3 separate regions of the Mus musculus genome follow, and all the other regions are linked to region 3. Evidence: chromatin loops called from intact Hi-C (ENCODE). Cell type or tissue: left cerebral cortex. All regions are shown on one strand.

Region 1 (2,500 bases), 220 kb before region 3:
GAGCATCTACATAAACCTGTCTGGATTCTGTGGTTTCCAGGTTTGGCAGTCAGATTCTACACTATTTGTGCTGCTTCTCTGGCTCTCAGCTGGAAACTGATGGCAGTGGCTTTGTAACGCCGTGATTCTGCATCTTCTCTGTTCTATGTGATACAGTCGCACTTACACTCCTTAAGGACGTGGCGCTGCATATCTGTGTCTCCAATGTCTGTTCTAGTCTCGAATCAAATGCTACATAGAGACACTATGAGTGTTAGATCAGTTATGAAAGTAACACACTCAAGACAGGCCCCAGCATCGTGGAGCCTGACTGCCTGAGAGAGAAACAACTGGGCATTAGTTTCATTTGCTTTTTGTTTTTTGTTTTGTTTGTTTGTTTGGTTTTTTTGCTATGTTTTTGTTTTTTGTTTTTGTTTTTGTTTTTTGGCTGGGAGATAGACCGTACACTACAAGAACCAATTTGTGGTTTTAAAGTCAGGAAAGTGGCAACCTTTGCTGTTAATTTTTAATACACAGGACCACTAGGTCACAAGATCTGATTTTTTTTTTTTGTTCTTCCATTATTTACCAAGCTACTTTCAGTTTCTAAAAATTTACCTGAAATTACATTTTGTGAATGTAACTTATATATTATATTTCCACATACAAAACCAGATCGTTCTAATATAAAAAAAAAACTACATTTTGATTTTTTTCTCTGCACTAACTAAACATAGGTTAGCAATGTTTAGTGGATATTTAGAAACAAATACTTCCATTTTCACAAAATGAACTCACATGTTTATTCCCCCAAAGAAGACTTTCTCCCGTGGTAAGACACATAGAAAAGTGTGAGATCGTTAGTTGGTCTCCATGGAAACTAAAGTCTCATTCATAAAGGCTGCCTGAGTTATTATCCCAACCATATTCTACATGTTTTATCTTGAAGGGCCTGCTATGCTTCCGATGTAGCACCTTGGGAAAACCCCCTTTATCTCTTCAGTCTTGTAAGGGATGAAGATGCCACGGGGCTCTTACTTATACAGGGAACTGTCAGACATCTACAGCATCTCATGGAAAAGCACTTCGAAAGGAAACTGGTCCAGAGACAGACAGATGGGAAGGGAAAGGCAGACTGAATCTCCAGGCACCCTTCCCCTTGTAAGGCCAGGTCTGGCTGAGCGTAGAGGACAGCATAGCTCAGAATTGTCCCTCTGTGTAAATCCTTCCTTCATATCTACTCTGCTTGGCTTTGACATCAGTTGATCTTCTAGCCCTTAGAAATAGAAAACTCTAGGTGATGCTTGCAAGGGCTCTTATTTTCTACACATGGTTCATGAGAATGTGGGTTATGCAGGGAAAGGCCCTTTAGGAATGCCAAGTGTTGCTTGGACTTGATGCTGGGTTTCCCCCAGGACATAAACCAAATTAGATATCTGTAATGTCATCTTTCTGCAGATGTATTACAATGATATATTCAGAACAGAATCCCTGGACAGACACTCCAGACTTCATTTCATAATCACAAGAGACAGAGTTCTTTTCTTTGACTCTTTGAAAAATATTATTCTCTAACTAAAGAATTCACAGAAGCTAACACTTTGTCCAGACTGCACTTTGGCTGGGGTATGAAGGACCCAACGCTTTCCTCCAGCGGCTCTCCTCTTTCAGCAGAAAAAGGATCCTGAACATGTCCTCCGCTACCGTCTTCATGTTTCCTCTGCTTTGGTTTCTTCCATGTCTCCAAGACTGTAGTCTGGTGCGATGTGTTTACTGACAGTGGGATGTGTATCTTCCTCTCTCCACCCAAAGCTTCGAGCTGGCTCCAAGTCCCTCTGTGCAGCCCGACTCTCAGCACTTGCATCCATCCTTATAGCTCCCTGGACATCTTGCCTGCCTTCCTCTGTGGTTGCTCCTCATCTGAGCTGATGCTTCTCTTTCTTCTCTTGAATTATTCCCTCAGTCACTGCCTCCCATTCCTTAGTTTTGCCTGAATATTACCTTTTCTGGAATTTCAGGTACTGTGAAATCTAGAAAATCACAAAATTTCCAGGAAAATGGATGAACTTAGAATGTATATTAAATGATGTGATGTCACACAATCTCAGAAATGTATGTTTTCCTAATATGAGGATCTCATCCTATAATTATAATGTATGTGTGAGTATATATATATTGTATATAATATATGGTTTATAATATATGATGTGTGATATGTGATATACACTATATAAAATAGGATATAATATGTAATACTTAATACATAATATGCAATACATATATAATAGGCAACATGTTATATTACATATAACACAACATATTTATAAATATATATTTGGACCATTAGGTGATAAGGAATGAGTGATGGAGGCAGTGAACATGTGAGAAATAAGGCAGACCTTTGAAGATTACAATACAGCACAGCGTCTACTCCCACTCTGCTTTCTGATGCAAAGATGTTATAAGCAGCCATTGCCTGTTTTCAACTATTTTTTTAGATTATATTAAAGACAGGTTTATT
Region 2 (2,500 bases), 430 kb before region 3:
GTGCTCAGTCCAATGGATGGCTGTAAGCATCCACTTTTGTATTTGTCAGGCACTGGCAGAGCCTCTCAGGAGACAGCTATATCAGGCTCCTGTCAGCAAGCACTTGTTAGCATCCACAATAGTGTCTGGGTTTGGTGATTGTATATGGGATGGATCCCTAGGTGGGGCAGTGTCTGGATGGTCGTTCCTTCAGTCTCTGCTCTGAATTTTGTCTCTGTTAATTCCTTCTATGGGTATTTTGTTCCCCCTTCTAAGAAGGATCGAAGTATCCACACTTTGGTCTCCTCTGAAATCTGGGGGTCACAAAATGGTTAGTCTGGCTGACCAGCAAGTCCCTGGAATCTGCCTGTCTGTCCACAGCACTGGGGTTGCAGGCATGGGCTGCTTTTGTATGACTGCTAGGTATCTAACCCCATGTCTGTAGTCTGCCAACCAAGCACTTTACCCTCAGGCTGTCTTCCCAACCCTGAGATGCCCAAATTTAAAATGGAATCAAATTATGTGTCTGCTTTAGATAGAATTGCTATATCAGTCTCTCTCCACTGGATGTCATCTTTCTCCACATATTCATATTCCAGAGCCTAAATCAAGTGAGAGCTACAAACCAAAGCAGTGCAGACAGTTGACTGGATATCACTCAAATGACTTTTTATTCCTCCATTCGTTCAACACTTATTCAGAATCTGCTGCCAAGCTCTCCTCTGTGCAAAACAGCAGATATATGCATTCACACACAAACACGAGGGGAAGGTATATAACAGGAAAAAAAACATTGTTTTTTCTTGCTCCTTACTGACCAGTCAGTAGAGATTAGAAGACTTCAGAGAGGGAGTTTTGTTCCTTCATGTTGGAGGAAAGTCTGAGGCTCACAGAGAATACTCTGAGGCCGAAAGGCATAGGTGCTCAATGCCCTTGAGTATTGGTTATTGATATTTACGGCTGAAGAATGTGAGGAGGGGGGCAGTGTTGGAGTGGGTAGATCAGAGCGGTTGAGAGTCCACAGAGAGCTTTGAAGGTCACAGCTAGGACTTCTGTCTGGTCTCCAGTAAGAAGGGAACCCAAGGGATTTGCTGTGTTTTCAGAGCCTCGTTCTGGCCAAGGGAGTGAAGACAGAAGCTGGGAAAGCAATTAGGAGACTACTGCAGACATCCAAGTGACCAACAACGACCAGGATTAGCAAGGAAGTTAAAGGGCCAGGGAGGGAGTGAGAGTGTGTGTTGTTAAATAAAATGGTGTTTTCATCGTGGGCATTTCTGTAATTTCCTTTGATTTAAACCAATACTCAATTATGTATATGTATATGTATATGTATATATATATATATATGTATATATATAATATATATATGTATATATAACCATACTCATTATATAGTATGCACAATTAGTGATGTGTTTTAACAATATATATTGTGAAGGCTTCTAAAAAGGCATTTAGAAGTTTTCTCTTTATAGTATTTTAAGAATAAACAGCACTCCAGCAAAACACCAGATGGCAGTAGAAAATAAGTCATATTTTTGCTACCAAAATAAAAAAATCACATTTGTAGTGCAGCTTAACGAAAAGGCCGAGGCAGGCAGCTAAGTTGTGGCAGTTTGGCACAACCGGAGCCTTTTGTGGAGAGTTTCTGCTCTTTTGGATAAAGGGAAGGAAAAATAAAACTGACAGGAAGAAGAACCAAGCCTCGCGCTGCTGGCTTATGCTTCTGAGATTGTGTGTGTGTGTGTGTGTGTGTGTGTGTGTGTGTGTATGTGTGTGTGTATGTGTGTGTGTGTGTGTGTGTGTGTGTGTGTGTGTGTGTATGTGTGTGCGCATGTGCGTGTGTGTGGTTAAGGGTGCATGTGTTTGTGTTTGTGTGTGTGAGTGTGTGTGTGGTGTGTGTGTGCATGTGTGTGTGTGGTGTGTGTGTGTGTGTGTGTGTGTGTGTGTGTGTGTGTGTGTATGTGTGTGCGCATGTGCATGTGTGTGGCCAGGGGTGCATGTGTGTGTGAGTGCATGTGTGTGTGTGTGTGTGTGGCGGGGGGATTTTATGGGTAACTATGTTACATGTATGCTAGACTTTGGGTTAATATCTCACTAGTCTCCGAGTTTTAGTTCTTGCTACCTTTTTCTTTGCCCTTTAGCCTGCTGTTTCTACAGTATCTTTAATTAAGTTCACTGGGCTTTCCACTGCGGCATGCATGGCTGGAACACTCCACCTTGGAGCAGAAACAGTCTTCTAAGAACAGCACCTGTCAGTCTCTGCCTGCCCTTGCTCCTTCCCTGTTGACTTCAAAAGCCGTTTAAAAATATTTTGATGACATTCCATCAGTTTAATGAAGTGCTTATCCCAATACGTTTAGTATTTGGCCGGCTGAGCATCTCAATGTGAGCTTCCCTGGCTGAGCCCCTCACCCGTGTGTTTTTACTCACTTTTCCTTGAACCACTGGACTACCTTTTCTTGTTGATTTTAGTGATGTTGATAATAGCTCCTCACTGCGTTTTGACAGTGTCTTTCCC
Region 3 (2,500 bases):
ATATTTCGTAAATACAGGTTGGGCTGCTAGATGAGTTGCAAACATTTGCTTCGACTGTATCTATCCAGCAAAATGCATCGCTTCTCACAGGGTCATGTAACACGCAGCTGCCTGCCCAAATCGCCCAGCTATAGGCATGACTATTACACAAGAGGGCTTTCATTTACACAGGCCCAGGAGCGATCGGATAGAGGAAAGAATCAATACCGTCTGTAGAGAAATAAATCGCACTGGAAACGGGGAAGCAGGGGCTGTTTGTGTGGCAGCCAGGAATCCTCTACCAAAGACGCCATGATTTAATCTGCTGAAGAGCTTCCGGGGAAGGCTGGGGCCCACCCTTCCCTGCAGCTCTGCTTGGAGACCCTCTCAGGTTCCTGCAAAGCGCCCTTTTGACAGCCTGAGCTCAGAGTGGACTTCGCTGCCACCAAAGCCACTAGGTGAAAATCACAAAACAAAAACAAAAACAAAAACAAAAACAAAAACAAAAACAAAAACAAAACCCTGCTCGGCATCACTGCTGGTGCTTCTGAAAGCAGTATGAAAGAGATTCCTGCGACCAGCGAGCTTGCCCGCAGCCCTCACTTCACCACCTTCAGCTCCTTTCATTATTCTGTGAGCTGACTTGCCTTCTGCCTGGCCACACACAGCCTTGCTGGAGATGTGCCTGCTTCCTCGGTATTGCTATCCAGGACAATTGCATCCTTGGCCTGCGTCACAGGTCCCAGATCCCAGCCCCTCGGCCCTGAAGGCTCAGCCTTGGCCTGCCCTGCACCCCTGCCCCTGATGACGGCGCCCCCACGTGTGATTCTTGAGGATTTGGTGGTAAATGAGTTCACTGTCTCCTGCATTTTCACAAAATCCTTCTGAAGCTGGAAGAATGTGTCATCGACTGATAAAAATGCTAAATGACAACTCATTTTCATTTTGCAGAACAGAATTGTTTAATATTTCATTTCTATCACCTGCTCATTTTAGGGCAGCCCACACATGACAGGAAGGGCTCCCCGGAGAATTGCTTAAAAGGTTAAAGCTTCCGACAAGCAGCCATCCTGAGGCTCTGCTTCCCGGCGGTCGCGCGCCCAAGTCCGCCTTCGTTGATGTCTCAATGCTGCCCTCTGCTGGCGAGTGGAGCACCGGCATAGCCTGGAAATGAGACACTGAGAAGCCACAGGAGCCCAGCGGGGCTGTGAGAAGCGTGGAACACATGAAGTTTTCTACCTCCTCCAAGGGCATCCCGACCTCTTCTGAGGGTCTTTCAACTGCTCTTTCGCCAGCATGGATTCCTCTGCCAATTTTCAAGTTGTCTGCACACCAATAATGGCGAGAAGCCATGTGTCCAAAGGCTTTCCTCCCTGAAGGACTGATGGATGTTGAAGATGCCTGACAAGGTCAAATGAGGTCAAGTTGAAAAGAGCGACAGTGCATAGGGTGGACAGGTCGGATCTGAGGATAAAATACAAACGTATGCCACCAGCCACAAGCCCCATAAAATCCTCACAATGGGAACCCAATCCCTCTACTCAGCTAGCCCAACCCACATCACTCCAGCAGTCTTTCTTTTCCAGGTTTCAATTATCTGTCCTCACCCACGTTCTGAAAATGTTACGTGGAAAGTTCCATACATAAGTAAGTTGTACGTTTTGTATTGAATGCTATTCTAAGTGGGGCAATGACACTTCACAGTATCCAGTCCCTTCCTATCTGGAATGAGAATCGAACCTTTGTTCTCTGTATCCACACTATATAGGCTACCTTCCCGTTACTCACGTGACCCTCAGCTCGCTTATTGAGGTATCACAAAGTTTGTGCTCAGTAAACCAAATTTACTTGTACAACAACCCCTTCGAGCAAGACAGGCAATGCTAGGAATTTAGGCGTGCCAAAGACAAGTTGGAAAGTGCTTTTGATAAATGGGAAGGTGCTATAATAATAAGCTTAATAAGAAAAGAACAAAACGTCTAGTAACATTGTTAAGATCTACACTTTCAGAAAGACATTTAGAAAACAAGAGAAAATGACTATTAACGTTTGTTGTAATTTTCTGTCTTACTGCTCTCGTTAACCTTTTCCTGAACCTTGTTGTAGGTTAATTTATAGATTTAACTTACTAATTTATAAGTTAAATTTTGACCTAGGTGTGTATATGTAGAAATATATTAAATATACCTAAGGATATATGTATCAGTAGGATGAATAGTTTCAGGCTTCCTCTGAGGGTCTTAGAATGTGCCCTTCATGATTAAAGGGTATACTATCTTCTCTCTGCCTCCACTGGAGCTGGCCTGGGGGAAGGTCTCAGCAACCCTCCCTCTCCATTCCATGTCCAATCATAGCCACATCTGGTAGCTGCCAGGCATCCCAGCCTTCAGTCCTGGCTTTCTCAGGCCCATCCTCCACATTATGGCAAAGAGATCTGCGTTGAACAAGTGAACTAACAGGCTGTTCTTATTATGACATTGAAGAAAGCCTTATACGTTCAACTAAACCCGGCTATTCAGTG

What was found. Peaks named below come from ENCODE experiments on the same cell type or tissue, not always from the same donor. Only the 100,000 strongest peaks of a DNase experiment are listed, where the experiment ranks them.
Region 1: it touches region 3 in a loop (2.9-fold over the local background); 2 of 42 quality-filtered maps call a loop at or near these places.
Region 2: it touches region 3 in a loop (7-fold over the local background); 9 of 42 quality-filtered maps call a loop at or near these places.

What each region holds. Positions count from the first base shown.
Region 1 is chr4:9,358,495-9,360,994 of GRCm38, reverse strand. All of the region lies in intron 3 of Clvs1 (clavesin 1), which reads right to left. Among named protein-coding and RNA genes, the nearest start is that of Gm11816, 72 kb to the right of the region's middle. In left cerebral cortex, no CTCF peak of the experiment used is centred here; a DNase peak (open chromatin) is centred at 964.
Region 2 is chr4:9,561,841-9,564,340 of GRCm38, reverse strand. All of the region lies in intron 13 of Asph (aspartate-beta-hydroxylase), which reads left to right. Among named protein-coding and RNA genes, the nearest start is that of Asph, 110 kb to the left of the region's middle. In left cerebral cortex, CTCF peaks have their summits at 546 and 1,485 (motif pointing right); DNase peaks (open chromatin) are centred at 570, 1,075 and 1,564.
Region 3 is chr4:9,134,590-9,137,089 of GRCm38, reverse strand. Gm50597 (a long non-coding RNA gene) reads right to left here. Exons shown (of 2, transcript XR_001784233.1): 2 at 917-1,380. It overlaps Gm34288 (a long non-coding RNA gene), which reads left to right. Exons shown (of 4, transcript XR_881105.2): 2 at 1,566-1,626. Among named protein-coding and RNA genes, the nearest start is that of Gm34288, 6.8 kb to the left of the region's middle. In left cerebral cortex, a CTCF peak has its summit at 1,119 (motif pointing left); a DNase peak (open chromatin) is centred at 1,091; H3K4me3 peaks cover 634 bases; H3K27ac peaks cover 903 bases.